4 separate regions of the Mus musculus genome follow, and all the other regions are linked to region 1. The links are chromatin loops, found by intact Hi-C in ENCODE. Cell type or tissue: heart. All regions are shown on one strand. Links, peaks and the distances in the headings refer to the core of each region. The heading gives the core; the rest is flanking DNA. Region 1 holds the start of Zfp62 (zinc finger protein 62). Region 2 holds the start of Trim41 (tripartite motif-containing 41). Region 3 holds the start of Rack1 (receptor for activated C kinase 1). Region 4 holds the start of Irgm1 (immunity-related GTPase family M member 1).

Region 1 (7,758 bases), core at 1,672-6,671:
GATACCCTGGGCTTAAGTCATCTTGGTGCCTCAGCCTCTTACATGTCTGAGACTAAAAGCAGATGCACCCTTCTCAACCCCACTCATGGTTCATACTTGCATTTTACACTTAAATCTTTTATACATATTTATATTTAAATTTAAGTTTAAATCAAAATTTATCTGCTTTGAAATGCCTCCCAGTTGTCCCGTGCTATCTTCCCCACACTGATTTAAAATATTAAATGCCGACCCTATGTTGCTCTTTAATTAGTTTATAAGCCTGCCTTGGAAATATGTCCACTTAATTACTGATAAGTTTTAGTAGTCCTCCCCCGTCTCTGGTTCTTTCTCTAAGGCATTTACTGGCTAGAAATAAGCAAGAGTCTCTACTCATTGTCCATGTAAACTTCAGGACCAATGGTGGGTTGCAAAGAGGTTGTGACTGTAGTTACGAGAGTCATTACAGATGAGAAGGGGGCACCTTTGAGTCTGAGTCATTCCTCTCAGTGGAATCCAGGAAACTTTGCATACGTTCAGTTGCACTTCTGCGTTCCCGGGAACACTGCAAAGTTTCTTCATATAGGTCGTGCAGGTGTATTGTTAGCTCCTATTTCATTTTCTGCTGGTTCCTATTATAAATGTACTTTTGCTTCATTTATTAGAATTATAGTTTATGCATAAGGAAACTATTGCTTTCTCTGTTAATTCTGAAAACACATACTTTACAGTGTTGTCTCATTGTTTATTCTGGTTTTCCAAGTTAATTCCCTTGAGCTCAATAAAAATAAAATCTTGTTATCTGAAAGTAGGATAATTATATGCTTGCTTTGCAGTGTTTATATTCTATGTTTTTTTTTTTCTTATCCAGCTGCAACAGGAAGTAATGATAGTAACTGGTAGGTAGTTATCTTCTGGCTCTCTCATTGCTTTCACTGTTTCCCCTGCCACACTCTCTAGTGCCCCAGTCCTTACTGTCCTTATTTTAGGACTTGTAAAAATGTCCTCTCTTTGTCCAAGATGCATACAGAAAAACTGTTGTACAGTATTGTTTATTATAGACCTAATTTAGTTTTTATACACTTAATTAGGAAGCACTTCATACATGAACAAGAGGAGAATGGCTAATGAGATTCTAATTCAACAGAACAACACAGAAAACAGCATTATGAGAAATCATAATGAATAACACTATATTTTAAATCACTAAAAAGTGCATAGGTAGCATGATTGCAACACTCTAAAAAAGAAAAAATCCATTCAACTGGTGGTAGAAAAAGGAAGGAAGTCTGTGTGTGGTAGCATACAGACAGGCAGATCTCTGTAAATTCAAGGCCAGCTTGATCTACATAGTGAGTTTGAGGCCAGCCAGAATTACAGAGTAAGAATTTGTTCAAAAAAAAAAAAAGTGTGTGGGATCTTATATAAATGGTGGTTATCACTAGGTAACTATTCTGTTTTTATTCTTTTTTTTTCTTAGCTTGGATATCCAGTGCCAATTTTACATTTATAATATATCTTAGTTCATACTAGCCATATTGCATGTGTTTATTAGCCACCAAATGTACATAGTAGCTATACAACAGGTAGACAGTCTTGGTAGCTGTTCCAAAGGACAAGTGCTAAAAAAAGGACTCTGTGTGTGTCTCTGTGTGTTTGTGTGTCCACGTGAATGTCTGTGTTTGTGTGTGTGTGTGTCTGTGTCTATGTGTCTGTCTGTGTCTATGTCTCTCTCTCTCTCTCTCTCTCTCTCTCTGTGTGTGTGTGTGTGTGTGTGTGTGTGTGTGTGTGAATACAAGGCCAAAAAAAAAATTGCCTGAATAACAAAAACCATGGTGGAAAATAAAAACATTGTCCACAATAAACGTTACCTAATCAAGATGATTTATTTAGGCTTTATGATCCTTTGCTATCCTTTACTAAATAAAAGTGTCCCAATCCAGATATAATTATTTTTATACTTAATTATCTAAAAGGAAAAACAAACAAACAAAAATCCAAAATCTTGGAATGTGAGCAGGCCAGCCTAATGTGATAGCCTTTAATTTAGACTATGGACTCTTCTAGAGGCCTCAAAGAAGTGCCCAAAGCTCTTCCCAGAGTTGTGCTATCCAGTAAGTGGGATCCTAGCACTCATGTGGCTATTTCAATGAAATGTAATTAGACACTTGGTCTTCAGTGGCACTGGTCACATTTGAAGCACTTGTAGCTGTGTCTCAGCTACTGTTTGGGTTGTAGAAGAATCCCCCAACAACCCCTAACTTGTCCATGTTCTTCTCCATAACTTGCTGCTTGCTGGCCTGACAAGGACCTAGGACCCTGCTCCATCTTGGGCTTCACTGTTTTCCTACTCTGCTGGACATTACCGCAGACTTTCCACTTGCCCTGACCACCTTAGAGATGCATAGACCTTAGTGCCCAAATGCAGTCGAGATACTACTACACTCAAATTGCCATTCCTTCTACATTTCCAAGTCATTAAGGTGAGTTAGGGCTTGCCTACAAAGATATAAAAAACAGGAGTAGACTGGTGCAGATTACAGGCTTTAAACTGGAGTTTTGTAGTTACGGGTGGGGGAGGGTGAGGGGGATTTTGTTAGAGGCAGAACGGGGAAGGTAGCTGTGATAGGTTATTTCTCTGCCACCACGGAAAGGAGCCAATTCAAGTTAGATTAGATTAAAGGCAGGTTTACGGAGAAGCTGCTCTCCTGTGGGCGAGTTCACTAGCTCCGAGGACTGAGGCCAGGAAAGTCCCCATGGGGGGGGGGGGGGTGCACTCAGATAAAGGAAGAGAAAAAGAGCAAGCAAGAGTGACCAAAACTTCTAGATTATATAGGGAGGAACCTCTGGGGGAAAGGGCAGCTCAGCCCCTGGGCTGGGAAGTTGAGATCAGGGTATGCCTGGTTGGGACAGATGCTGTTCCCAACATGGAGCCAGGTCTGCTTTGGTAAGTAAATATTCACCTCTGTCGCTTGTCCTCATTGGAAAACAAACACGAAGCTGCTGGTATCCGGGAGAGAGACAGTTACTTTTCTTCTGCAGTCTCCGAATAGCAGGCTTCCTGGAAATTTGAGCTTTGTTGAGGGTCTTGGCTTTGGGAGAGGAGGGTCTTTTAGAAATAAGGGGTATGGGACCCCCATATTCCGCTTTCTCCCAGGAGCCCAGCCCTCCCTCCTAAGACTCTCCCCAGCCTCGCTTGTTAACTATGAGCTCAGCTTCACAAGCAGGAAGTGAAGTATCTATTTTACCACACCACTTGATTATACCCGCCCCCAATGCACCCCGGAATTGCAATAAAAGTCCAAGACAACTAGAACCCCCTTCCTCTCCGGGCAGACCAGCCGGGATTAGGAGGCCAGCAGAGCACCCACAAACTGCGGGTCACGTGCGCGATCAGAGCCCGACCATCGAGTCAGTCCTCCAGCTTCCCAGAGCGGCCTCGGAAGTGCCCCTGCGGCTCGGGTCTTTCCGGCCAGGCAGTCCGCGCTTTTGTCCCGCCGGCGGCCGGGCTCCCGCGGTGCCGCCACAGCCAGTACGTGAGTCCCGGGCTGCCGACGCTCCCGCCTCTCCCCGGCCCGCCACGCCCTTCCCTTCTCTGCCCTCCGGTCCCGGGCGGGTCCTAGTGGGGGAGGGAGAGCGTGACTTTCCACACGCCCTGGGGAGCGTCCTCTAGGAGTGAAGGGGAAGGAAGAGCCCTGGTTCGGGCCCGGCGCGCGGGCAGGCTGCCATCGGAGCAGGCCCTGGGCCGAGGAAGGGCCAGAGTCCGCCCCGGTGTTCCTTGACTGTCATGGCCGTTTCGGGCTTAGAAAGAGGAGAATCCCGATTATTAGCGCCTAAAAATTTGCCCTGATTGCGGTTAAGTTTGTTTCTGAGACTTGGAGATGACCTGATTCGGTCACCTCTTCCCGTCATTTTGGTGGGGGAGAGGTGTTGAGAGACACTTGCGGCTCTGGAAGCAGACCGTTCTCCACTTCCTGGCCCTCTCCTAGGAGAAACTCATCTGTAGAGCAGTGGGTGCAACCGGAGGCCGCCATCTGCCCTACCCCACCCCCACCCCACCGCAAACTGAGAAAGTGTTGGCCTAGGGAAAAGCCAGCGAAGGCACTTGAACCCAAGTGATCGCTTGGGGAAGTCCTGGGGCAGCGGTGTGAAAGAAAGAAAGGTCAGGTGGAGAGAGCCGCGGCTAGTGTGTTATCTTAAGATGGTTAGTCTAGATGGCCAAGACCGTTTGTGTACGCCTGAAGCTTTTGTCTGTCTGGGGTGTGTGTGTGTGTGTGTGTGTGTGTGTGCGCTTTTGTCTGGGGTGTGTGTGTGTGTGTGTGTGTGTGTGTGTGTTTGAATACGTAATGCTCACGTGTCCAAGGCATTAAAATACAAAGATTTTTAAAAAACAAAAATTTAATGCAAAATATGAAAACAAGATTTTCTTTTACTGTTCTCAAAGGTTGTTCTGGGCCCTACCTTAAAAGGTAAACACTTTTGTTAAGATGTTGAGTAGACTTTAAGGACTTCTTCATTTAAATACTAGCAAATATATAAGTCGTTCCTCTTTTATTCAGACAGGTGGTAGCATAATAAGTCCTGCTTCTCTGTTTCTTTTACTGAATCTGTTTTACAGAACTCATACGGAAACGGGTGGGTTGTTTGTTTTACAAACATGTAGCAGATTGGCCATTTTAAAGGATGCTTTAGATAAATCTCTAGACTGCAGTTGATAATCTTTGAGTTGTTTCTAGTGTTTTTTGCCAAATGGTATTATGTGGAATGATTCTGTATTAGGATAAGGATTTTGAAATTAAGAGGGACTGAGGTTAATAAGGTATTTTTTGTTGTTTTGCATTCAGTTAAATGGGCTACACTAATTGCTTCAAGCTAATCTCTGAGTGGGCCCTTAGCTTCAGAAAAATCTCTCCACTGCCCTTCATGCTCTCTTGCTTCCCTTATTGCTGGAGTATCTAAAAGTATCTCTTTCACTACTATGAGAATATTTCATTATAAAAATCCCTCCTGTCCTTATTCCTAATTTTTAAATAATAGAAACAAATCTTGTTAACCATTTGCATATGCTTCTCATAAATTAAATGCAAAAAATGACCAAAGCACATATCGTCCTCTTTTCAGCATATCACTTAGACTCCATCCTCCATCCGCACGTTCTTCCACTGAGTGCTCTTGAGTTGCCTCTTTCATCCTCTCGTCACCAAATATGGCACCTAAGAGCTTAAGTTACAGAAGCCCTGTACCACACTTGACATATAGGATACTCCCTTATGGGAAACAGTTGAAATCTGGAAATTCAAAGTAGCTGCAGGTATATCACACCTGTTTCTTCTTGCAGCCCCACTGTAGGCGTCACTTCCCACTAAACCAAGAGTGCTCTCTTGTGAGTTGACTCAGCTTTTGAGAACTAACTCCTCGCTGTCCAGAACAGGTAGTAAAGTGAAGGTTCTTGATATCTGCTTGCACTTTTGTAGAACCTAGCAGTAGAATGTGAAAAAGTACAGAAATTGCCAGAAATGTGAGTCTTAAGTAATTTATGAGGGATAGAGACTTTCTCATGGTTGGCTTTTTCACTGATGTTACCACAGATGTTTTCACAGATGGTTAAGGTCATTCTGTCTATCAGAAACTGGCTCAAGAGATTTCCCATCTAGTTTTGAGAAATTAAAACCTTTTTGTTCTGTGTTATGGGGGACAACACATGATGGCCACCACATCCATTTTATTGATTGTACTATAACTTCATCTTGCAACTCTAGTTCTTGGTTCTCTTATCCCTTCTTAGTCTGTTCTCCAACTGATTAGTAGTGGTGGTGGCAGCAGTGCTGTCTTTAGTCCCAGGAGGTAGAGGCAGGTGGAGCTCTGTGAGTCAAGGCCAGCCAGTGCTATATAGTGACGTTTCATTCATATATATATATATATATATGAATAATATATATATATATTAAGCAAAGTAGAGGTAGTACAGTGAATTGTATGCCCAGAGTTTCAGGATTCTGATATATTTATTTATTCTTGGTTGAAGCATTTTAAAGCAAATTTCTGACACCGTTTGTTTTACTCTATTTTAGTTGTCATTAAAAGTATATATACTCCTAACATCTATAGTACCATTACATAACAGCCTATTTTAGCTTTGATTTTTTTTTTTTTTTTTTGATATTATCTAGCAGCAAGTAGGCAGACTACTGGGTCATTTGTCTACAATAAGCTAAGAAGGACTTATAGCTTATACCCTTTGTTTTATTTTGTTTTTTGTTTTTCGAGACAGGGTTTCTCTGTGTAGCCCTGGCTGTCCTGGAACTCACTTTGTAGACCAAGCTGGCCTGGAACTCAGAAATCCGCCTGCCTCTGCCTCCCACGTGTTGGGATTAAAGATGTGTGCCACCACTGCCCATCAGCTTATACCCTTTTAATGGTATGTTCATGAGAATGGCAGTATATCTTATTACACATTCTCAGTTGCCTTATATGCTAAGCTAACAGCATTTATGCTACTGATGCCCGTGTTTTTGATTGAGTGAACTATTGGAAGAGCCAAATAGCCTGTACTTAAACAAGGAGTTAAGGAAACTTTGGCTTCTGACTAGATTGTGAAGGCAAATAAAGTGTTTGTGGTTCATGCAGTTGAGGCCAGTTACTAGCCAATCATACATTCCCCAAGGAAATGAAGTGACTAAGGATAATGAAAATAATTCAGTCTGTCAAGTAATTGATGGTGAGTTTGAATACATGGCTTTTTGTCAAAAGGATCAGAGTTCAGATTCCCATGTGAAAAGTTTAGAGTTGTAACACCATATACCTGAAATCCTAGCAGTCGGGAGGAGAGAAATCCTGCAAACTGGGTAATTTACAACAAACAAAAACCGTACTGCTCATAGTTCTGGAGCCTGAGATGTCCCAGGTTAAAGTGCTGGCATGTCCTCAGACCTTCTTGCTTTGTTTTTGTTTTCACGTGGTAGAAGGCAGCATACAACAGAAAAGCAGAGAGAACCTTAGTAAGACTTCTTTATGAGGAGCCCAGGCCCACAATAATGGCATCAATACACTGTAACATAAAGACAGTGCCTCCATGGCCTTGTTATCTCCTGCCAGGAACAGTATCACACTTTTGTAATCCCAGATAATTGACAGGCTAAACCTGGTATCTCTGAGTCTGGGACTTCAAGTTCAAGGCCAACCCCAGTAACATTGTGAGACTTGTCTCAAAGACAAAACAAAAATATTTTAAGAAAACACCTGCTTTATATTATATTGGCAATTAATTAAGCATGAATTTTGTTTTAATAAGGTGTTAAACTATATGAGAAAATGATCAAGTATGCATTTTATTCTTAACAGCTCTTAGAGGAAGAATTGGATGGGGATAAGAATGAAGGCAGAAAGATTCTAGAGGGCAGGAGTCAAGGCCTAGAAGTTGATGTTTATACTATAAAATCAGCCTTAAAGGATGCTTTGCATGCAAATGAGAGAAGAAGACAGAACAATGGGGTGGATAATAGGATCTATCTGTATTTGGATAAAAGGTTTTGAACCAAAGATACATTTCTAACAGACAGCTTCTAGGAGTGATAGAGGTCATATATAGACAGAGCTGTCTGTCCAGAGGGGAGTAGTTCTGCAGAGTCAAGAGGAAAGATTAAATGAGGGGAGCAGGCACATCTGAACACCAGCAGCTCTGGGAAGGAAGCACCTTATCTAGAAAAAGTGAGTACAGTGTGCTCTGAGGTAAAGAAATCCACTTGAGTAGATGAGGCTTAAAGGGAGATGAGCCACTAA
Region 2 (7,758 bases), core at 979-5,978, 390 kb before region 1:
GATAACTGACCCTGAGTACAAAAGGCAATTGTTACACAACTGGTTGTGGAAAGTATTACTGGAGTAATAAATCAGTCATTCCATAAAACAATATATACAAAATTATGCCTTTTGATATTATTGCTATTTCTCCACTAGTAGAATCAGTCATTTCTACTCCATCAATTCAGAATTTACAAAGCTTAAATTTACCACTTAATATTTGTCTAAGTTGACAGGAAATTACAAACATGAATCTAAATAGATTATTACAGGGTCTTGCTGTATTTTAGGCAGGATTTCACTATGCAGCCACGCTGACATAGAATTTGCTGTTTAGCTCAGGCTGACCTCAAACTCAGAAACCTGCCAGCTTCTGCCTCCAGAGTTCTATGATTAAAGCCCATGCTATCACTCCTGCCCTCCCTTTCCCCCTTTTTTCCTTTAGTACAAGTTCTCTGAGCTGGGAAGATAGTTCAGCTCTGAAGATAAGCTCCATCGTTCAACCCACAACGTGGAAGGAAGAATCAATTCCCAAAGTTGTCTGTTAACCTTTGCATGGGGTTTACACTCACACCTGCAAAGGCTTTGAGTTTGAGACTTGCTTGGTCTACATAGGGTGTTTTGGGACAGCAAGGGCTAGAGAGAGACCATGTCTCAAAGACTATAAACAGGCAAATAACTTTTTTTTTTTTTTGAGTGAGTCTCGTGTAATTCAGGAACTGAGTCTGGCCTCTATCTTGCTATGTAGTCAAGGATGCCCTTGAACTGATATTCCTGCTTCCACTTTCCCAAGCGTTCAGTTGAGGGGCTTGCTGTACCATGCCCATCTTAGGTTTTCTACAGATCCTCTCACTGATTCTGGACTTCTGCAATAAGGCCCACTGTAGTTTTAAAAACCTACTCTAGTAACGGACAATGAGCTGTGAAGCCTTAGTCTCTAAGCTGAGGTGATGATGATCACCTAAATGAAGTCACTGACTGAATCACAAACAACAAAGATCTGGGCCAGCAAACAGAGGCTCCACTCTCCTCCTAGTTCCTGACTCAAATCTGAAGATAGTTCTATCTGTGCTGGCTGTTTCATAGATAAACGTCCTTCACATATGTCCAAAGAATCAGGGAAATAAAGAGCCAGACAGTTAACCAAACGAAATTACATTCCAAGAACAGTCAGGTCAGAAAGGTCAAACTAAAATATCCAAGTAGGATGTAGGCCCCAAGAGGAGGATGGTCACATCAAAGTCTATCTCTAAAGCTGCACAACATATAAACCTCCAAGTTCAGAACATAAACCTGCTTCCCAATCAATAAAATGAGAATAGCAAACATCAAACTCACAGTGACTCTGAATTATAAACGATAATCTATAAAAGGTGGCCATATGCCTGTGGTAATGAAAGTTCAAAGACACTCTGAAACTTGAGCAAGACGTCTTGCCCTAAGAGCCTCTCTCTTTTCTGGTAAATACATGAGACTGGGTGCAGAGAGAAAGCAACGAAGCTCATAGCCTAGGATAAGTGTGGGACCCGCTGAGAGACAAGTGTTTGGAACCTGACACTAGTTATTTCTATGCTCCGGTTTCAGACCCTTCATTTGTTCTTTTAGGTCTCCATTCCTTCCCATCTGAAGTAGCTCTGTCATGGATAAGACTTAAGATTCACCCAGAAGAAAATAGGACTGGAGTGAAGCACTGCCTGTCTCTAAGCCACAGAGCCAGTTAGAGGATCCTTCTCATTTACCCACCTTGAAGTCAGTGCTTGGACGGGGAGAACCATTTTTCCAATGGCAAGGTCCTGCTGGGAGAACCGGCATCACGTCCATCCCCAGTCCCCGTTCTCTCCTCCCCATCCTGACTCCACTCTGCCGCCCCTGTGTTACTCACCTTGTACTCCTGCACTACCTCCTCCAATGGCACCACACTATGCTGTTTGTGGCTCCTGGATTCGCGGCACACCACACAGATGGCTTCTTCATCCACCTCACAGAACAGCTTCAGGGCTTCTTGATGTCTCGGACAGATGCCTTGTTCATTCACACGGCTCCCTCGCCCAGGAGTTGGGTGCATCTGACGGATCACCTGGACCATGTTGGCCAACTGCAGGTTGGGGCGGAAGCTCCGCCGAGGAAAACTTTTTCGACACTGGGGACAAGTGAAGCATCTCCGAGGGGCTGGAGGTGGCGGCAGTTGGGTGATCGGGTCTAGCTCCTCTTCCTCGTCTTCCTCCAGCACTTCCTCCTCCTCGTCCTCATCTTCCCCTCTCAGGTCCGCCACATCCCCCAAGTAATAGTCCAGTTCTTCCTCCTCCTCCTCCTCCTCCTCCTCCCACACATAGTCCATGTTGTCCCAGTTAGACCCACCTATACCACTACTCCAGAACACTTCCTCTTCCTCCTCGGCCTCCTCCTCCATGTCACCCTCATAATCTTCTTCCCGCATAGGGGTGTCCCAGCCCCCGCCAGCCCCGACAGCCTCCACTTCTTCCTCCTCTCCGACCTCCTCCTCCTCCTCCTCCCGATCCAACTCATCTCTGTCTTCCTCATCCTCCCCGCCCCACAACTGGGTTACACACACTCGGCAGAAGTTGTGCCCGCAGCCGATGGACACCGGGTCCGTGAAGTAATCGAGGCAGATGGCACACACCGCCTCCTCCTGAAGGGTCTGCACAGGGTTGGGTGTCATGGCAACGGCAGCCATCTTAGTGTCCAGTCAGCCAGGGTAGAAGTGCGGTGGGGGGAGCGGGGGGTGGGGCGGGGGGGTCTCCCTTTCCCGAAGCCCCGTCCCCACCCCGAGCCCAACCTCTCCGCACCTTGCCTGCGGCAAGGCCAAAGGAATGTCCTCCGACCAGCCCACCCCGCCACGCACAGTCCCCTACCCCCAGACGACCACCGTGTCTCACAGAGGGGAGGGGACAGAGGGGAGCCCCACCGACAAGCCGCTCAGGTGGACCTGAGTGCAAATCTGCCCCAACGCTCCCCTGGCCTGCTCATAAACCCCCGCCCCTCCTCACTTCCTGGCCCCGCCCCCCGGCTTCCGGCCTCCCTCCCAACGCTTCCGGCGTCTCCGCACTACCTGAACTCACGAGTTCCCGGCGAGGCACCGCCCCCTTCTCCCACGCCCCGCCCCAGGCTGCAGAGCGACCGGAAACGAGAAGGAGACGCTCTAGCTGACACTCGGGAACAGGACGGGAGGGCTAGGACGGCGGAGGCCCACGTCTCGGTGATGACTGGCCGCGAAGAACGCGTACGGAGCGGAAGGCGCCCCCATGCCCTGCCAGCGGGAACGGACAGCGGAGGGTGGCGAGGACGTTGAGCAGCGCCCTGTTCTCCGTGCTCCAACCGCAGCGGCCTAGCGCCATCCTACCGACCAGGCACGGACGATTGCAGAAGGGACTCCCAGGACCAGTGCCGGAAGCTGAGGGGCGGGCCCGCTCAGCGTCCTCATATTTCCGGCCCCTCTAGACCCGAAACTTGTTCGTTCGTTTGCGAGTCCGGGGGTCCCTCCGAGCGGGATTCTGGGCGGAGCCTGACGAAACCGGCTGGGACTGGAGCGAAAGGCTCCGCCCTCCCGCTGGACTGGGCGTTTTCTCGCCGGCTTTAGGAACTGCCACTTTGCTGGCGGACCACAGCGCTCCTGCAAGCCCAGCACTGTAGAGGCAGAGGCCGCGGAACTGTGGCAAGTTCCATGTTTATCAAACCTGGACTACAAAGTGAGACCCTGTCCCAGAAAACAACCACCAACCAGTCAAAGCAAGCCAGCAAAACAAAACCAAATCCTGCCAACCGGTCACTTGTCCCATCATTTATTATTAATATCCACATCCATATTAAATGCAACAGTGTTCAACTATATGACAGAGAATCTTTGGAATGAATTAAGTTTAAAAAGTGAAGGTGGCTGAACACTGGAGTATATATAGGAGGGCAAGCAACGTTAAGTGTATTCGGTACTCTGAATGGCTATATAAAGTATATAGTAATATAACGTAAATCATATAAAACAAATCAGAGTTGTTGCCTCACAGGATTTTGTGAGGATGTCGTCATGTAAAACGGTCAGAACGGTTTCTAGTATCTGGTAAAGAGGTTAAGGGCTAGCTACTCTACCATATTCTCGTCTATAGAAGAAAACAGAATTTCTCTAGGAAGGCTGGCCGGCCAGTAAAGACACTTTTCCGAAAACATAGTCCTTTGGGTTTTGAGACAAGTCTGTGTGTTCTCATTAAATAAACATATTTTTCAAGTGCTATGGGTTTACTCAAACTTTAGTACTTTATGTGGGCCGTGCATACCTTTCATGTCTTTTCATCCGAAATGGAAATTGTTTATGAGAGAATTCTATCCCTGTAGATCCAAAGCATTTCTCGTGCGGTTGTTTGGTTTTGGTTTTTTGCTTGTTTTGTTTGTGGGTCATAAATAACTGACGCACCATATCCTCTGAGCGCAGCCCAGATTTAGTTGGGTACCGTGACTCAGAGCACCTCCAACTGAACAAACCATGGAGCAAGTCTGGTTTTAAGAAGTGAACGTAAGTCTGTCCAGTTGTAGCTTTAAGTACTTCCCAGTTGCCTCCTAGAATGTGTAGTTTCCGTAGTGTAGTGGTTATCACGTTCGCCTCACACGCGAAAGGTCCCCGGTTCGAAACCGGGCGGAAACAACTTTTAGACTGCGTTTTTACCTCTCCAAGACAAGGGCACTTTTGGACGTCAGTGACATTTTCATAATACTGTAATAATTAAAACTGGTAAAGCACGAGGCTCTTAATCACAAGCAATGGGTTCTTAAAACTACATGGGATGAACGTCCTTTAGAAAGGACAACGATTTGAAGCACTTTTGTGACCAAAGCAAGATAGTGAGTGCTATGCTGTCTTCACTATTACAAAGATGGACAAAGACCACTAATTTGGAAAGCTGGAAGATAAGTAAGAAATGGGTACCATTTGGCAAATTCCAGGAGGCTGATCATCATTAGCCAGTTCACCACCTATTAGATATGCCCAGATATCAGGACTAGCTGTGCTGGTGGCCAGCCTATGGCTAATGAGCCTAGGACCCCAAGAGCCTGAAGGCCTATCTCTGTGAGCTTCCAAACCATCAGTTAGGTTTGGACTTGCAGTTCTAGTCAGGAAAGCTGTTCCGTGTGATGAGAACCTCAACTCTAGCTCATATTTCTTTCTTTTTTCTTTTTTAAATTATGTGTTGCAGGATATCTGCTCACACTGTGAATCCAGAGATTGTGTTGTTTACTGAAGGAAAAAAGAAAGAAAGAAAACTTTTTCTAGTTGTGGTGTGGCTCAGTCCCAACATACACCTTTAATCCCTCTGGATGGAATATAGACACACCCTTAGCACACATCTTTAATCCCAGACAACGGAGGGAGGTAAAGTTAGAGGGTAGAAGGAAGCAGCCATGTCTGAAAGTGATGTCTAATTGGGTGACAGATAAAGTGAAGAATCAGAAAGATTTGACAGAACAGGGTCTGCCCAGCACTCATGAGAAGAGAGAAGAGAGGCTACATGAGGGGCGAGAAACAGAATGACATGAGAACATGCTAGACACAATGAACCAGAGAAGGAGAAGGAGACAGAAGACTAGAACAGATTGCTAGAGTTAATTTGAGGCCAGGCAGAGCAATTCAGGAGAAGCTGAGAGAAGTCAGATTGAATCGGTCAGCTTGGAGAGGAGTTTGGGCCAGAACAGCTGAGTTGAACCAGCCCTCCTGAGATCAGAAAGAGCTGGGAAGGGTGAGCTTAGTCAGCAGTACGTCTCAGAGGCTGAAAACATTCTAGGCCTAGAAAACAGGCTAGAAGCTTCCAGAAATAGGCCTAGGTTAGCAGAAGGAGGCAGTAAGCCTCGGAGATGACAATGACATCAGGTGAATACAAGTTACATTTACAGCAGCTTATTTCTATCCATACACAAAGTAAGACCATAGTCATAGCAACCTTTCAGGAATGTGTGTTCTTAGGACCATGTGAGGAAATCTGCCTGTTTTACAAGTTCTGACTAATTCTTGTTATGGTCACCCTATTGGGTAATACATCCATTCCTGAACCCAGCTGCACCTTTGACACATTTTTGAAGGTTGATGTTATCCTTTGTCTAGTACGTGTAATCAGTAACTTGATGTCATTGTCAGATTTGTAGTGGCCTGGTTTGTCTGTAGGGAAGACCTAGACAACCAATAAGTAAAACTGGGGTCGTATCTACAAGACTAAGGAACAGACTGTGGGCTTATCTCACTTGACATTAATGGAGAACTTCCTGGAGTTGAAGATATTCACGTTAGAGCTTTTCAAAACAAAAGAATACTTCTAGATTTCCTTATGTGCGGTGGCAAAGTGGAGATTGCAATGTGTAGGGCAACATCTCAGCAAAGACAGACTTGTAAAAATAACATTTATTCTCCTGTCATAATTGTTTCCTAGGCTTGCTGCCTCTGCCTGCTAAGCTAGGCCTAGTCCTGGAAGCTTCCAGCCTCCATACAATCTAATCTAGGCCTGGAATGTTTTCAGTTTCTGAGGCTTACTGGCTGATTGTCAGACTTGCCTGACAGGAAATCACCCTTTCTTGTTCTTGCTCATCTCTGACTGGCTGATTCAACTCAGCTGTTCTGGTTCAAACTCCTCTCACAGCTGACTGAGTCAGTCTGGCTTTTTTCTTGGCCTCTGAATTGCCCTGCTTGGCCTAAACTAACTCTAGCAATCTTTTCTAACCTTCTGGCTCCTTCTCGTCCTCTGGCTCATTCTGTCTTTACCTGTGTCTAGCTTGTTCTCTCTTCAACCTGTCTCTGTAAAACTCTCCCAGTAAAACTTCCTCCTTTGTTTTTGGGATTAAAGGTGTGTGCTAAGGGGCTGAGCTACACCACACCTAAAAACAGTTTTGGTTTGGTTTGGTTTCAGTTTTTCCTTTTGGGTTGTGAAGAAGTGTTTGAGTACACCACCCTGCCCCAACAACTACAAATTTCCTAGCTATCCATGGGAGCTCAGAGCGACTTAGGGAGACAGAGGTGGAAATAGGCAACTTTAAGTCCTGCCTGGGCAATTTAGTGAGAGATGACTTAAAGGTTGGTATGTTGGCAGAATGCTTGGCACTATGTATGAGACCCCAAGTTCAATCCCTAGCACCACAAAAGAAAAACACACACATGTATGTATGTATGTATGTATGTATGTATATATGTATGTATATTTATGTATGTATGCATACTATGATATGGCCATTGCCCTCTTGAATGCTGGGTAGCCTGATATTGGGCCCGTTAACACTTCCGTCATTAAGGGAGGGCTCAGGAAGCCCTAACATTCCCTCTTGTTCAAAGAAGGGCTGAGATGCTCCAGCCTGAGGGTGCGTAGGCAGGTGATGGTTGCTGGCTGCTCCAGCCTGAGGGTGCGTAGGCAGGTGATGGTTGCTGGGGAAAGGGTTCCTGAAACTGCCCGGCTTGTGCTGTCCATTTGTAATGGGGTTCGGTATTATTTATATTTGATTTTGGCTTCCCCAGCATGCTATTTGGTGTTTTGGGAGGATATGTCCTAAAGAACGGCGCATTGCCGGGCGTGGTGGCGCATGCCTTTAATGCCAGCACACGGGAGGCAGAGGCAGGCGGATTTCTGAGTTCGAGGCCAGCCTGGTCTACAAAGTGAGTTCCAGGACAGCCAGGGCTATACAGAGAAACCCTGTCTCGAAAAAGCAAAACAAACAAAAAACCAAAACAGTGCATTACAGAAAACGGCCTAAACAAGCCTCGTTCCTTTCATGCTATTCTGTTCCCGAGCA
Region 3 (7,758 bases), core at 1,915-6,914, 400 kb before region 1:
CTCTTCCCAAAAACCCAGCTCCTATTCTCAGCACCCACGCTCGCAACCCCTTGTAACATCAGTTCCGGGGATCCCGTGCCCTCTTCTCTGGTCTATTTGGGCACTGCACATATGGTACACAGACACAAATGCCAGCAAAACCTCCATACACTTTTTTTTTATTGTTTAAATATCCAATTGAGAACCACTAGTGTAAATTCAAGCCCTGTAGACTTAGTATAGACTGAGACCCCATAGCCAGAACATGGCATTGGCATTCAAATGCTCTCAGTGGAAGGTCTAGCCAGAGCCTTACTAATGGTGCCCACAGCATCTGTGGATTAATGGATATGACACCCTCTCCTCCAGATCTCAGAATGGAGGCAGCAGGATCCCCTCAATATTTTTTTAAACGTTAGAGCTGTTATATCATGTCCAGCTGAGAAAATAAGGACCGTGACAGGCAAAGCAGATACAAAATCAAGGTCTAGAAAACATAAGTAATGAAAGGCACCTGCTGCTGGGCAGTGGCAGCCATGACTTTAATCCCAGCACTCAGGAAAGGCAAGAAGAGGGGGAGGAGGAGGAGGAGGAGGAAGAGGAAGGAGGAGAAAGAGGAAGGAGGAGGAGGGAAGAAGAGGAGGAGGAAGAGGGAGGAGGAGGGAGAGGGAGGAGGAGGAAGAGGGAGGAGGAGGAAGAAAAAAAAGAGAAGAGGGTTAGCTACTATAGGCCAAGAGTTTCATTGTTTAGATTTTATAAAGAATCAAAAGATCCCAAGCCTCTCTCTAGAATCAGCTGAGGCTTCAGGACAAAATTCAGTCTGACTCTTTAGCCACACTTTCCTCACTAGTGATCCTTGCCTATCTAGGGCTTCTCTGTCTCAAAGTTCTCAAAGCCAAGACTCTGCACCATGCTGACCACTCTATCTGGGAATTATTATTATTATTATTATTATTATTATTTTGCCATTTAGTAGTTAAGTCTGTGAGGGCGACCATGAAGATTAGAATCCTCTACAGGCCAAGCCCTCAACATGGTACTGAGAATACAAAATGTGGGCAGAAACAGAGCATGCCCATCCCCAGGACATTGATGAAGGAAGCCCTTAAGAGTCCAGTAAGTGTGCTTTGGGCTTGGGACCTGTGACTTCACGCATGGCCATTAGAGGGCCTAAGGAACCTGACCTTGATCTGTAGGTCACCAAGCACTTCCGGCAACCTCAGGTGAGAGCCAAGGAAATTTAGGTTTGTCTATGAGGATGGTAGGATATAGAGGGCTTTCTAGGCAGAAAAATGATCTGTAAAAAGCCTGTGTGGAAGAAAATGATGGGTGTGACCACATAGGGACCAAATGAAACCAGTCGCCAGGAATCTGCATAGCCAGGAGGAAGGTTTGGGCCATTATCTTGGTTTGTTTGGTTTTGGTTTTTTGTGGGCTTTTTGTTTTGATTTGTTTTGAGACAGGTTTCTTTTTGAGAGGTTTCGTTTTTTGAGGCAAGCTTCACCTCAAGAAGTCAGCAACATTACAAAACGATCGACCCACTAGGCTCCGTTGTCCTCCAGCGGCCATAATGGCCTGCACATATATTCTTTAGTTTCTGTGAAGGAACTGAAGGAAGACTAAGAATCTGGTCACCCACTTTTTCTCACACCCCTTTTCTCCATGTCCCATAGTTGGCATCACCATCTTGGCCAATATGGGTTCCAAAACAACCCCCAGACTCTCCCTGTAGGGCCCCCTGGAATGAGATGCTGCCAGAATCACATCTGAAAGCAAGGGACGGGAGCTGGAAGATTATGGAAAGATGAAGGCAGCTTCAGTCTCAAACTTCAGCCCCGTCTTGCAGGCCTAGGAAGGAGGGTGGCTCCTGAGCGGGAAGAGGCAGAATAACCTAAGTCATAAGCAGGGACTCTGTGGAAAACAGGGTCTATGTGGGCCAGGCTGCCTGCCACCGCCCCCCACCACACACACACACACACACACACACACACACACACACACACACACACACACCGCCATCAACCTACACCTGGGAGAAGGATCTACAGCAGTCCCATCTCAGGCATCCCAGGAGGTCTGGGAAGGGTTCATTTTAAACTCAGACTTCTGGTGCTATCTCAGAAATGTGCTGTTTCCTTGGGACACCCGAGGCAGAGATTACGAAAAATAGCAGATAGCAGGGCTTGGTGGAGCATGGCGATAATCTAAATACTAGGAAGGTAAAGGTCAGCCAGGGAGCTGCACAGTGAAACCCTGTCTCAGGGAAGAAATAAAGCAAAAGAGGGAGGTAAGGAAAACAGGGGTGGGGGGTTGGTGGGGGGGGGAGCAAGAAAGAAAGGAAGAAAGGCGTCTTAGGATGTAGCTCCCTGGCAGCGAGCTTATCTAGCAAGATAGAAACCCTAGATTCAATCCCCCAGACCGGAAGAAAAAAGAATGGCATCTTTTTTTCAAATGGAAAGTCAGTTTTCACTAAGGAAGCTGGTATGTGGGTGTAGTGGCTCACCTCTCTATGTAGCATAGCGTAGTACAGAGATAGCCAAGTGCTAGCGTGACCCACTTAATTTTAGTTAGAGCAGCAAACTAGCTTTAGGGTAAGAAAGGACAGGTGACTTCCAGAACCACCAGAGAAACACAAGAATGGCTTAAGGCTTGGAAAAATGAAAGACAGCCAGTTGGGTCTACCAAAGAGACAGATGATGTAAAACCTTGGGGTGCTAAGAAGGCATCCCTCTGGTTGTGAAAGAACACATCCAGGGTAGTACCCTGCATATTCCACCGAGACTACAACGGGTGAGTCTGCAACAGGCCGGCAGAGCAAGTGGTCTTAATTGAGAGACCCTGGTTTTTACATCTCTGAGCAACCACAGGGGGCTGCAACTTCACACAACATTCACCTAACATATACCTTCCTTTCCAAATGCCTTCCAGTGCACCTTGCTAAGGTCCCCTAATCCCAGCAAACTCTGGCAACTCTCACTGCTCGGCCTACGGATCCCAGCCAAAAGCCTTTGCAATGGAACTATTCCCCAGATACCCACAAGATATTGTGCTTTCACATCTGCCTATGGCTTCCCTCCAAACTTAACCTCACTGTCTTACCCCACCATGATAAGACGTAAACTACAAACAAAACAAAATGGCCATCCGGCTTCTTTCTTCCTTCGGTTCTTATCTGTGACCTAAGCTGGCTTGCCTGGAATTTACTAAATAGACTAGGTCAGCCGTGACATCAGTGATCTTCCTACTTCTGCCTCCTGAACACTCGGATCCCAAACCTCTGACACCATGCTTAGTCTCCTATATTCCTTTATTCTCCGCACTACCATATTTTATAAGTACTAATTTCAATCTCTTATCACAGATAAGAAACTAAACTCAGCTGGATGATGGTGGTGCATGTCTTTAGTCCCAGCGCTTGGGAGACAGAGGCAGGTGAACTCGGACTTCAGGGCCATCCTGGTCTAGAGGGCAAGTTCCAGAGCAGCTAAGGCTACACATTGTCTGGAAAAACAAAACACATAAGAAGAGGAGGAGGAGAAGTTAAATTCCATGCAATTTACGAATAGAAAAAAACAAGCCAGCATGGTCTACAGAGAGCCAGGGATACAAAGAGAAACACTGTCTCCAAAACAAAACAAAACCAAAAAAAAGAAAAAAAAAGAAAGAAAAACAAATACTTATACCTAGGGCTTGGTGTTTTAGGGCTATAATCTTAGTTACTTGGCAGGCTGAGGAAGGGAGATCATAAATTTAAGGCCAATTTGAGCTATGCACATCCTGAATCAAAACGAAACAAGGTTGAATGTGGTGATGAATTCCATCATCGAGGCCAGCCTGGTCTACAGAGTGAGTTTCAGGACAGCCAGGACTACACAGAGAAACCCTGTCTCGAAAAACAAAAAACAAACAAAAAAACGAACAAAAACTAAACAAGGCTGGGAGTTGGGTGGATTTAACTCTGTAAGGCACTCTTCCTAGCATGTGGGAGTTCAACCCATAGCACTAAAATAAATAATTAAATGTATCCTTTAGTTCACATAGACATTAGTGGTTGCTTACCTTCCTGACCTGTGTGTGCTCCTTAAAAAAAAAAAAAAAAAAAAAAAAAAAAAAAAAAAAGTGAAGCTGAACAAATCGGCTGTAGCCAAACACACATGGCAGGAGAGAAAATTCCTGACTTCAGCCAGTGCTCTGTGGCAATCACAAGCGCACTCACACACAAATACTTTAAAACATACAGTTAAAACTTTTTAAGGCCAGATCTGTGACATTTGGAAACACTACAAAATTTGAACACGTGTTGAGGTCATCGGGTTGCCAGGCTATCCGTGTTCCTCTGCTTCCCCGTCCGGGAACACTTCTTTCAGGGCAGCACAAGACAGACCAGCAGGCTTTTCTGGGGAATGATCAGAGGCACAGAAAGGGCTTCCAACAGAATCCCCAGAAATCTGAACCCAGCACTTCCTCCTTTATAGCCTCGCCGGGCGGCGGCTCGGTTTATAATTCCAGTACTTGGGAGACAGAAGCAGGTCGGTAGTTCAAAACCATCCTTGGCAACACAACCAGTTTAAGACTAGCCTTCGCTACATGAAATTTTGCCATAAAACAAACAAACAGGCCAGATTTGCTGGCACACGCCTCTAATTGCGACTTTAATTGTACTTCCGTAAGTCAAAGTTGGAGCCGGGGTCTCCAACCAAGGAACTGAACAGAAGCGGAAAGGGCGGAGCCGCGTCTCTGCCACGTAAGGGCGGAGAGGCCACTGTAGTTTGCTTGTGTGCCCTCAGCCCCACTTCTGCTTCCACGGCATGCTTTAATCTCCCGAGAAGCCTTTCTAAAACCCTGGCGCATCTGGCTTCAGAATGCATTTGTACAGCGCTGCCAAACTAGGTTGCGTGGCAGAAGAAACGACGATACTTGAGACCTACTCTCCCAGTTCCTCCCACTTCTCAGTGCAGCTATCTTTGAGCAGCAGTGAATCATGGGAATCCCCGCCTTGCTCTCCGAGTATTTCCGGTTCCGGCGGAGGCCGCTCTTTCTTTTTCTCCACAGGGTCGTGGTGGCAGCCGCTGTGGTGCTTGGCTCTCTGAGCTATCCGGTGCCATCCTTGTCGCTGCGGCGACCCTCGCATCAACTGCAGCCATGACCGAGCAGATGACCCTTCGCGGGACCCTTAAGGGCCACAATGGATGGGTAACACAGATCGCCACCACACCGCAGTTCCCGGACATGATCCTGTCTGCGTCTCGAGGTACGGGCTGCATGCCGGGTAAATCACCCGGTGTCCTGGGGACTGCATGAGAGTCTCGTGGTTAAGCAAGTGGCGCGCGTGTTGGCTCGGTTCATTCCCCAACCCAGTTGTTAGTTGGGGCGTGCATACCCCAACTTGGGCCCCAACCGGGACGACCCTTTACACATGAACGGAAACCGAGACACGTCGCGCAACTGTACTCACACCCCACCTCCCAAAGTTGGCGATTTTAAATCTCTCGCTTGCTTCCTGGAGATGTGTTTAAGTAGTTTTACGGGGCTACAAGACGGGCGGAGCAATGATGACCCCAACATGCCATCTGAGTGGCTTTGCTGAAATCCAGAGGCTGTTTCTGAGCTGTTGTCGCCTGGCCCTAAACTATAGACAGTGGGTAAACTTTGTAGATGCCTTGTTCCCCACATTTCCGGACTTGATTGTCCCGCCCTAGGTTTTCTTGTAACTAATGATTTTTTTTCTTTAATGATGTATCTTCATGTGTATTTCCTCCCTACCCACCCCAAAATTATGCTCATTTTCTCTCCTACCTAATACTAGGCTTATTATTGTCCGTTTCTGTGTAAGTTGGTTCGTGGCTAGGATTGTGTCTGATGCTACAATAACGGCTGCATTTATTTCAGTAACTCTCAGGCGGGAAAGGCTGTCTCTGCTCAGCCTACATACACCCAAGTGGTGCTTCTGCTGTTAATTAGTCTCGGGCCCGGACGATGACTAAGGTTAGGGTTAGTTTCCCAGACCCTGCATGGTAGCTTGCAGTCATCTGAAACTAGTTCCAGGAGACCTGACACGCACTTCTGAACACCATAGACACAGGTAGCACACATATGTATGTAGGGAGCCACTTTAAATAAAATACATTTTGAATGTGGAACTTAAGTCTCAATCCCAGGAAGTGTGGTGCCCATAGTCTCACATTACAGCTGAGATCTACAGCTCTTGATATTGTAGAGTAGTAAGCCTCTTTTATTTATAACTTGAAGTTTCTCTGTCCCGTTTACTGGCCCCAGTGACTTTAAGACTGTAAATGGTGCACAGTAAGTAGGCTTATACCAACCTTTACCAACCCTTTTAGACAAGACCATCATCATGTGGAAGCTGACCAGAGATGAGACCAACTATGGCATACCACAGCGTGCTCTGAGAGGTCACTCCCACTTCGTTAGTGATGTTGTTATCTCCTCTGATGGTCAGTTTGCCCTCTCGGGCTCCTGGGACGGAACGCTGCGCCTCTGGGATCTCACAACGCAAGTAGCTGCTTTGGAATCTTGGGGGGAAAGTGGGCAGAACTGAGGTAGATTCGCCGGGGTGCAGTCTCCCCTTGGTAATTGGTCCTTTTGTAGAGGGTAAAGCAACATTTGGGGGTGTTGTTTTAAACTGGGTACCTATGAAGTGTCTCATCTTGTACGTTGTCTTAGATGGGCATTTGGCAGATGTAATAGAGGATCCTAGTGATGACAAGACGACATTGTCAACCAATCCCCCACAAGGGAATGAGGACATGTCCTGCAATTCTGAATGGGTTCTCTGATACATGTCAGACATGACATAGGCTAGTAGTAGGTTCTAAGCCACGTGTGGACTGTGTGGGGTAATAGAGCCTACGGGGCAAGGATGAAGCTAGGAAAAGGCTCTAGCTGGATGGACAAAACCTGTCTAGAAAGTGACCAGGTTCTCCTTCTTAGGGGCACCACCACAAGGCGATTTGTCGGCCACACCAAGGATGTGTTGAGCGTGGCCTTCTCCTCTGACAACCGGCAGATTGTCTCTGGGTCCCGAGACAAGACCATAAAGTTATGGAATACTCTGGGTGTCTGCAAGTACACGGTCCAGGTAAAGGGATAAGGGTGGTAGGGACAGCATGTTCAGGGCTACCTCCCGCCCCCTGGGGACTTGGGTTGTTTCTGAGGTGGGTTCCTCACTAGGTAGTCCTGGTGGCCTGGAGTGATCTGACTCCTAGGTGTTGGGGTGAAGCTGTGTGCCACCGACTGCCTCTTTAGCTTTTCATTGTGTGTTGTTAGTCCTGTGACTGTCTGGGGTTGTTTTTTGTTATTTTTAAGCTAAGCATGCTGGCTTGTGACTGGCATGGGACTTACAGGCGTTGGAATTTTATTTAAGTACGCTGTAGCTGTCTTCAGACACTCCAGAAGAGGGCATCAGATTTTGTTAAAGGATGGTTGTGAGCCACCATGTAGTTGCTGGGATTTGAACTCAGGACCTCTGGAAAGAGTAGTCAGCGCTCTTAACAGCTGAGCCATCTCACCAGCCCCAGAATTTTTTATTTGTTTGAGAAGGGGTTTCTGTGTAGATCTGGCTGAGATGGGTGTGCTTTTAAACTGCTGGGGTTAAAAGGCTAGCTAGAGGTGGTACTTCCCCCTTTCATTCCATATTAGGTTGGGCCATGGAAACCCAAACCAGGGCATAAATTGGGCAGGGTCTTGGCACATACGCAGATACCCAGATATCTACTAAAACTGCCCTAAGGGTTAAATGATCTTAAGTCTCTCACCTAC
Region 4 (7,758 bases), core at 1,675-6,674, 330 kb before region 1:
AGAGAATATGGGTTGGCACGCTCTGCCCTCCTTCAAATTTAGCCAGCATTAGAAGAACCACAAGGCCAGAAATAAGGTGAGGTACGCATTTGCCTCCAGGCTGGTGGTTTAGATATATCTGAACAGCAAAGATACAGCAGGGCTGTGTGGTACTAGACAGTCAAAGTGAGGCTCTGCTGTGGACACTGCCTGAGCAAAAGAAACCAGACCCCAAGGTCACATGACCTGTTTTCACGGTTTTACCGTTCATATTATATTGGGGGATTCATATTAGATTGGGGGTGGCCAAGCTACATTTAAGAGACTTTTACTTACCTGATCCAGAGGAGTTATTATGTGTGATTCGATGTTAGTGGCCTTCCTGGAACGTCACCCCTTTCTTCCTAGGACAAAAACGTTGCTGTCCTCCGGCAGAAGTTCCCTATGTAGAGATCCAAAACTGGAATATAGACCCGGATGTTGAGAGATGAGATGCAGAGGTCTGGAGTCCTTCTGAGAGGAGACGAACCAAGAGGAGGTCTGATCGCGTGGATTTTCTTTCAGCTTCTGGTCTTCGAGCAGACCTTGCTTTTTGTCCTGCACTTTCTAGACCGGAGATATGCCTGCCTGGGCCCAGCGGGGGAGCGGGGGGGGGACGGACTCGAATTGAGAATCAGTTTCGGTTTCTATTTCTTGAAACAGGCTAGTTTTCAGGATTAGGCTGGGCGGGCTGCATAGTAGTCTTCAAAGAGGAGCAGAACCCTGCTGTGCTGACTCACCGTCAACAGGGGTCGGGATGAGGGATTGGAGGTGGTGGTGGAAGTGGAGGGTGGGGGCGTTGGGGTTGGAGTTGTGTCTGTTTAGGGACTTTAACAGCCAGCCCCGCGTCAGACCTTCCAGTGTCTGAACCTGCTACTTCTTTCCGTGGATACCACCTGTGGAGATGCTGGCCCTGGGCAATGCTAACCTCCAGACCCAGCAACCTCAGGCCACCCCGAGCTTGGAGGCTGCACTGAGACCTTGTTCTGTATGATCGTTTACCCCGTTTGCCGGCTCACTTGATTAATCACACCTCTCTATATAAAGGAGAATGTCAGAGCACCAGGGAGTCGAGAATCGGGTTCTTGTCCTCGTTAGTGTTTGAGAGGGAAGAGGGTATGAGCTGAGAGGGGACATACTTCATTTTCCTCAGATCTAGGAGGTAGATTATTAGAGAGTAAACGCAGGGGCTGGACGCTTTGACCATGGCATAGAAGCACTGACCCCTGTGTAACGTTTTCATGAAGAAAAACAGAATTTTTTTTTTTTAAAGCAACCGGCCACGGTCACAGTGACAGAGGGGGCAGCGAAGAGGAGCCAAGTAGCTTTCAGAGTGTCGGGCGGCTGTTATTCTCTCTGCTGCTCTTCTGTACCTACCGGTGAGTTCTTACTGCACAGCAAAGAGGGGCAGAGCTGAGCCTGTTCCATAGTCACTGCGAGAGGGAGACAGATTGGGCCAGGAGGAATGAGGCGGCTCCTCACACAGGCACTAACCAGTGTTCCAAACTCTACTTCTGCCCATTACAGGCTCAGTATTGCCCAGAGGTTTGGGCAATGTGATCCTCTGGTCACAAGGAGCCCTTTGTCACCCCTCCAAGTGACCAGTAATGTGATCCTCTACCGGCGCTGGTGGCTTTCTCTTTCTCCTTACCGGAAAAGACTGAGTTGCTGAGAAGAGGAACAAGTGTGAGCTGTTGTTTAATGAACTGGAGGCCTTGAGTGATAGCCAGGATCTGTCCTTGTTTGATTCCTCTAAGCCCTCAGCTTCTCCTCAAAGCCTGAGGAGAAAGCAGGCTAGTTTCAATGTCTGTCTTTGAGAGACTGGACAATCTGTATGTCCTGCTTTCTTTATGTGATTTCTATAAGAACAAACAGGAACAGGTCTGAGCACAGTACAGGAAGGCCAGGAAGAGAGTTTCTGGAACCTTCTGTCTCAGTGAGCCAGCATTTCAACTCAGCACTTTGTGTTTCCCCAGGGCCAGGGTCTCCCTTGAGCTCAGAGTTAGTTCTCTCAGGCTCTTGCTCCTGCGGAGGAACTGAGGCTGGGCACAGCAGGGTTTGTTATAACTGGGTGTCAGGTAAAGATTCCTCAGGGCAGGATGCTGTGTGTACACAGTCAATAATCAGAACACAGGCGGTCTGTCCTTAAAAATGTCACTGGCCGAGAATCTTTGGCTTCCCTAACCTACTCTCTGTGTAGACCAGGCTGGCCTTGAACTTACGGAGTTTACCTGCATCTGCTTCCTGAGTGCTGGAGCTAAAAGCATGAACTATCAAGACGAGCAAAGGCTGAGTTAATCAAGATCCTGTCTTAGTACCAGGTTCTTACTCTGGTTAATCATTCATTCACTGTAGAAAGGAAAGGAAGAGTCAACAGTTACAAAAGCACAGTATAGGCATTTCTCTGTTTACTTTTCTCTGACACCGAAGTGTGGGGACTTGCCTTTTCACCCTGTTGTTCAGCAGGGAGACCCTGGTACAGTTCATTAATCGCCACACCATGTTAGTTACTCCTTACAGAAAGATTCATGGAGATTCACTCTTGGGAACCAAGGTCTTGGACATAGCTGGTGACCTGTCAATCACGATCTCACACCTATCCTGCATAATAAGGCATATACATGTACATACAGACACTCATAAATCTACACACACACACACACACACACACACACACACACACACTTGAGGTCACCGAGCCTACAGAGTCTTGTACTCACTACTGTGCTAGGATAATGAAATCATCTGCTACTTTCTTTGTGACTGAAAAAAAGAGCCCCAGTATTTCTGTCAGGGGTAGTGTAGGTGTCTTAGCTTCAAGCGCAGCACTTGGCTTCTCATGGGCCTTGTTCCTATCTGTGACTCCAACTCACACAGGAAAGGCTTGTCGGCTGCAGCACAGAGGACTCTGACTGAAAGGGCTTTCCTGGTCTCCTGCTCCCACAGGGACAGAGATAGGGCTTCATACGGCTCCTCTCCTCCTCCTCCTCTCACAAAGCACCCACAGAGGCGACTTATCTCCTCCAGCTGTCACAGAGACACACCTCAGTTCTTCAGTATCTGGAATTGCACTTTGACTCGTACAAGGAAACCAAGTAGCTGACAGTTGGGGCTCGGCAAGGATTTTATCCTTTCTGCAGCTGCCCTCTCCAGGCTGTGGCCTGCTATTGGATCCTGGACATGGGAAGTCTTTGCTGCAAAATATATGAGGTATCTCAGCACTCTGACCTCACTCGGAGGAGGTGGTTTCTCTCAGTACTTCATGGCATAATTCGATTGAGGTGAAGCAGTCTTTCTTTATCTTCTTTTAAAAATCACGTGTGTGTGCATGTGTGTGCATGCGTGTGCATGAGTGTGCACATCTTCACAGATTATTTTGCATATGCAGACTAATTGCCTCTCCTTTCTCTGAAGGCATAGAAAGTGGGATATTTTCTCATGTAATATTTTGGTTTTCTAATATTGGACTCACTCTGCCCTGGCTCACATATTTCAGATTAAAAACATTTCTCTCTCAAGGAGCATTAATCTTCTCTAGGGATGAGACTCCTGATGGATTATGGGTTATTATGTAGTCTCAAGTGAAAATGATCAACCCTAAACACTTACTCCTACAAGGAGCACTAAATGGACTCACAGGGTTTTGAGGGTGTGTGTGTGTAACAATACAAATTAAAGAAGAAGAGGAATTTGAGCAGAAGTGGAGGATGTGGGAGAGATTGGAGGGAGAAAGGCAGGTAAGGAAATGGTGTGAATGGAGACTCATGTATGGAAGTCTCAAAAAATTTGACAAAAGAATACATGTGGAAAAAAAACTCTTTCCTAAGCAGCCGCTAGGTGTCACCCTGGTTCCCTTTTCCATTTCCTCTCGCACTACTAGAGCTGCGTAGATAGAGATGGTGATAGAGAAGGCTTCAGTCGTGTGTCTTTTCTGGAGAGTCATCTCTTCACCCCAGATAGAGCAAAGACATTTCCTCCAAGTCTGCCTTAGTCAACCAATAAACAGTTTGGGGTTCTTTGTAGAAGCTTGGGTGATTGAGGGCAGTGACCTCACTGATAAGCCCACCCCAACCTCACCAGGACTCAGGAACACAGCATCCTTGGAAGCTCCTGCACTGGTTGCAGCAGGCACTCCAGAAGGATGGCTCCTCTCTCCCAGCAAGGGTTTACTGCTTGTCTAAGCGTGGGGAAGGGAGTTGTGAGTCTGAGCCTTTGAGCTCAAGGTTCTTGAAGTTTCCTTAGGTTCTTGGGTTTTATAAGCCTCCGTCCTGAAGTGAAGGTACACCATCTTAAGCTGTTCTCTGTCTCTTTCTGTCTCTGTGTCTCTACCTCTCTCTGTCTCTTGTCAGCCATGAGCTGAACAGTCTCCTAAACCACATGCCCCCAAATCCACGAAGCTCTCCCTAAAAGCACGAGCCAAGTGGCCAAGGACTGAACCAACTCTAGCCTTTTCAAACCATGAGTCAAAAATAATTCTTTCTTCCTTAAGTTGTTTCTTTCAGGTATTGTAACCAGCACAAGTTTTACCATGGCTTTGTCATTTTCTCTTATCAAGTCAGGACTTCTGAACTAATTATGGTGACCAAATACAATCTGGTCACTCAAAAATGGTCACTCTTTGATTGAAAACAATCTATTCCCTTTTAAAAAAGATTTATTTATTTTATGTATTAGTACACTGTAGCTGTCTTCAGACCAAAAGAGGGCCTGGGACCCCATTACAGATGGTTGTGAGCCACCATGTGGTTGCTGGGATTTGAACTCAGGACCTCTGGAGGAGCAGTCAGTGCTCTTAACCACTGAGCCATCTCTCCAGCCCTGAAAGAGAATCTGTTCCTGGTACTGGAGGCTTCATTTGGTGACGTGAGAGATCTAGTTAGGGTTCTGCCTCCCCCATTATATGGCTATTTCATTTAGATCACCTTCATGTGTGTGTGTGTGTGTGTGTGTGTGTGTGTGTGTGTGTGTATTTTAGGAAGCATCTACTGGACTAGGTTTCCATACTACCCCTCAAATGACCCTTGGTTTTGATTGTCTCTCCCAGTATTCCTTCCTTGTTTCTCTCTTCCCTCTTCTTCTCCACTTTATTCTCCAATTCCAATCCAAAAAATATTTTAAGTTGATTTATTATTTCACATACATATATACACATTTATTCATATTCATGCATACACACACATGTGTACGTACACACACACACACACACACACACACACACACACACACACACACACAATGTATTGTAATCATATTCCCCCATTTTCCTTTCTTATCCCCTTTCCTTTCCCAGTAAACTCCTTCTTTTATGTAAGTCCCCCTTCTACTTTCATGGTTTTTATTTGTGGTTCACTCCATTTTTAAAAAGGCTGTTTGCATAGGTGGAAGCTGCTTGTTTGAGCAAGAACAGCATACCAGGGGTTACACCCCCGAGGACATGACTTCTCCTCCTCCAGCAACTATGACACTGCTGCAGCTCCTGAGGAGGACCGGGACCTTGTAAGGGACCTGGGATGAGGACTGGGACCTTGTAAGCCTCCCCATCTCTGATGGGATGTCGAAGCTCCCAGTCTGGTGCACATCTCGTGCAGGTAGCTATGACTGCTGTGGGTTCTTAGTTACAAAAGCTATGCCATGTTCAGAAGGCAGTGTTTCATATCATTCCTCCCTGTACATAAATGAGAATACAGTATGCAGAGGCCAGAAGAGGGTGATGGATTCTCCCAGAGCTGGAGTTACAGGCAGGTGTGAGCTGTCTGATGTGTTAGGTACTGAACTTGTGTCCTCTGGAAGAGCAGCACTTGTTCTTAACTGCAGAGCCATCTATCTAGCCCTTACTGGTCAAAATTTTAATGAGCACTTCTCTCTTATTAGAAAAAAAGGTAAAATGATTTTATTTTATTTAACATGGTAGTCAATGTGGTACAAACTAGGTTGAAATTTATTTTTCACTCTGTTCACATTCTTTTAACAAGTCATCATGTTTGCTTCCCTCTGGGTGTAATCTATGATCAAACTCACCATTTCCAATTAAATCTGTGTGTCTGAGCAATTTCTGTTTAAAGCCAATACAGTGCCACCTGTTGACTGTCAATTGTTCAGCACCCCATCTAGTGTTTTCTACAAGAGAATAGGAACAGTAGAGTTTGTGGGTTTGAATGTTATTTTTAAAGGTTTATTTATTTATTTATTTATTTATTTATTTATTTAATGTAGGTGAGTACACTGTCACTGTCTTCAGACACACCAGAAGAGGGCATCGGATCCCCATTACAGATGGTTGTAAGTCACCATATGGTTCCTCTTAACTGCTGAGCCATCTCTCCAGCCCGAATGTTAGATTTTTATCTGTGATCCATAACCAAGATCTTACACACTTGTGCCTATCTCCAATGACTAATGGGCACACAACATATCTGAGCACCAACAAGGTCAACATCAATATGCTACAGACTCTGGAGAATTATCTCAGATGACACAGGTTGGAAAGTGGACACCCTATGCAGTTTGACCTTCCTGAGACATCCTTCATGGAATGTGGGCCCAACATAGATACTAAATTCAGTAAGAGAGAGAATTAACTAAACCAATTTCGCCCAACTAAGAAGAAAACCTAAGGCTTGTAGCCTATAGTATTTTTAGCAATACCAGACTGCCATGCATTTAACAGCGCATATGTCTATGAGTTTGCTCCACCTATTTACCCATGCATACCCCCTCCTTGAAGCTCTTAGAGCTCAAGGTAGGAGATAAGAGTGGGGAGACCTTTCAAGAGCTCCACATACTAAGGCACAACAGACGATTTTAGGGGAAGGAGGCAGGGAGGCCCGCATACTGATAACTGGGGTTGCATGACGGTGGAAGGGGATGTGTGTTCTAGGATGTGGAAGTGACTCGATTCTGTGAGCAGCATACCTTATAGTCTTATGAGCCATAGCAACAACAAGAAATCCATTTCACACAGGAAAGATCCAAATGAACACACCTGGGAAAAAGAATTCACCACTCAACCATGCACTCTGGCCTATTCTTCCATGTTCCATTGAGTTGCATTAAAGATATTCTATTCCAGATGGATAACTTAGGCTATTTATGGGCTGGAGAAATGGCTCAATGGTTAAGAGCACTTGCTGCTATTCCAGATAACCAGCGTTTAGTTCCTAGCACCTGTATCAAGTGGGTTATAGCTCCCTGTAACTCCAGGTCTGGGGAACTCAAAGCCCCCTGGAATCCTCAGACACTTGCATGTATATGATGTATACATACATATACATAAATAAAAACAATAAATAAATCTTTCAAAAGTCCCTTTATATTTCACCAAATAAAATTAGTAGCTTATGTAATATAGTGACTAATATTCCCTGGAGCATTTCCTGTGTGTCGTTCCATGTAGTCATGCCTTGCTGATCTTGACAGAGTCCCCATCAAAGGAACTTAGTGCTATGGGAACCAGCCTGGTAGTTATGAATTTAAAAATTTGGTGGCTTTTTGTGAACATAGACGCTAGTATAGACCAAATTCTTGGTTTTAGACCCCATTTGTCCAGCAGGAGGAAAGAATGAGCTAAAACTAGTGTATTGATTTTTTTTTAATCCAGAAAGATTTGATATGCTTCCTCATGATCAACAATGTCAGTGGCACACAAGGCATGTGTTGGGAAGTTGGTAAAAAGGGAATTTGAAAAGCTTCCACTGTGTTACCACAATGCTCAAAAGACTGACTTTATGTCTGCCTGTGGAG

The links. A loop is a pair of places that touch in the nucleus more often than their neighbours do. Peaks named below come from ENCODE experiments on the same cell type or tissue, not always from the same donor. Only the 100,000 strongest peaks of a DNase experiment are listed, where the experiment ranks them.
Region 2: it touches region 1 in a loop (3-fold over the local background); 12 of 42 quality-filtered maps call a loop at or near these places.
Region 3: it touches region 1 in a loop (6-fold over the local background); 14 of 42 quality-filtered maps call a loop at or near these places.
Region 4: it touches region 1 in a loop (3.0-fold over the local background); 6 of 42 quality-filtered maps call a loop at or near these places.

Annotation. Positions count from the first base shown.
Region 1 is chr11:49,200,028-49,207,785 of GRCm38, forward strand. It overlaps Zfp62 (zinc finger protein 62), which reads left to right and starts at 3,265. Exons shown (of 4, transcript NM_009562.3): 1 at 3,265-3,511. In heart, for the core only: a CTCF peak has its summit at 3,592; DNase peaks (open chromatin) are centred at 2,874 and 3,574; H3K4me3 peaks cover 3,506 bases; H3K27ac peaks cover 2,756 bases.
Region 2 is chr11:48,813,979-48,821,736 of GRCm38, forward strand. It overlaps Trim41 (tripartite motif-containing 41), which reads right to left and starts at 3,413. Exons shown (of 6, transcript NM_145377.2): 1 at 1,865-3,413. The coding sequence starts at 2,677. It overlaps n-TVcac7 (a tRNA gene), which reads left to right and starts at 4,564; the gene lies at 4,564-4,636. In heart, for the core only: no CTCF peak of the experiment used is centred there; DNase peaks (open chromatin) are centred at 2,583, 3,083, 3,473, 4,573 and 1 weaker place; H3K4me3 peaks cover 3,086 bases; H3K27ac peaks cover 2,114 bases.
Region 3 is chr11:48,795,343-48,803,100 of GRCm38, forward strand. Rack1 (receptor for activated C kinase 1) reads left to right here and starts at 5,018. Exons shown (of 8, transcript NM_008143.3): 1 at 5,018-5,230; 2 at 6,321-6,492; 3 at 6,931-7,078. The coding sequence starts at 5,122. It overlaps Gm36109 (predicted gene, 36109), which reads right to left and starts at 4,061. Exons shown (of 2, transcript NR_166852.1): 1 at 4,039-4,061. Snord96a (small nucleolar RNA, C/D box 96A) reads left to right here and starts at 6,691; the gene lies at 6,691-6,767. LOC115485831 (a small nucleolar RNA gene) reads left to right here and starts at 5,523; the gene lies at 5,523-5,590. In heart, for the core only: no CTCF peak of the experiment used is centred there; DNase peaks (open chromatin) are centred at 4,719 and 4,979; H3K4me3 peaks cover 4,064 bases; H3K27ac peaks cover 4,259 bases.
Region 4 is chr11:48,870,779-48,878,536 of GRCm38, forward strand. It overlaps Irgm1 (immunity-related GTPase family M member 1), which reads right to left and starts at 642. Exons shown (of 3, transcript NM_008326.2): 1 at 316-642. In heart, for the core only: CTCF peaks have their summits at 3,846 (motif pointing right), 6,127 (motif pointing left) and 6,328; a DNase peak (open chromatin) is centred at 2,083; H3K4me3 peaks cover 110 bases; H3K27ac peaks cover 1,056 bases.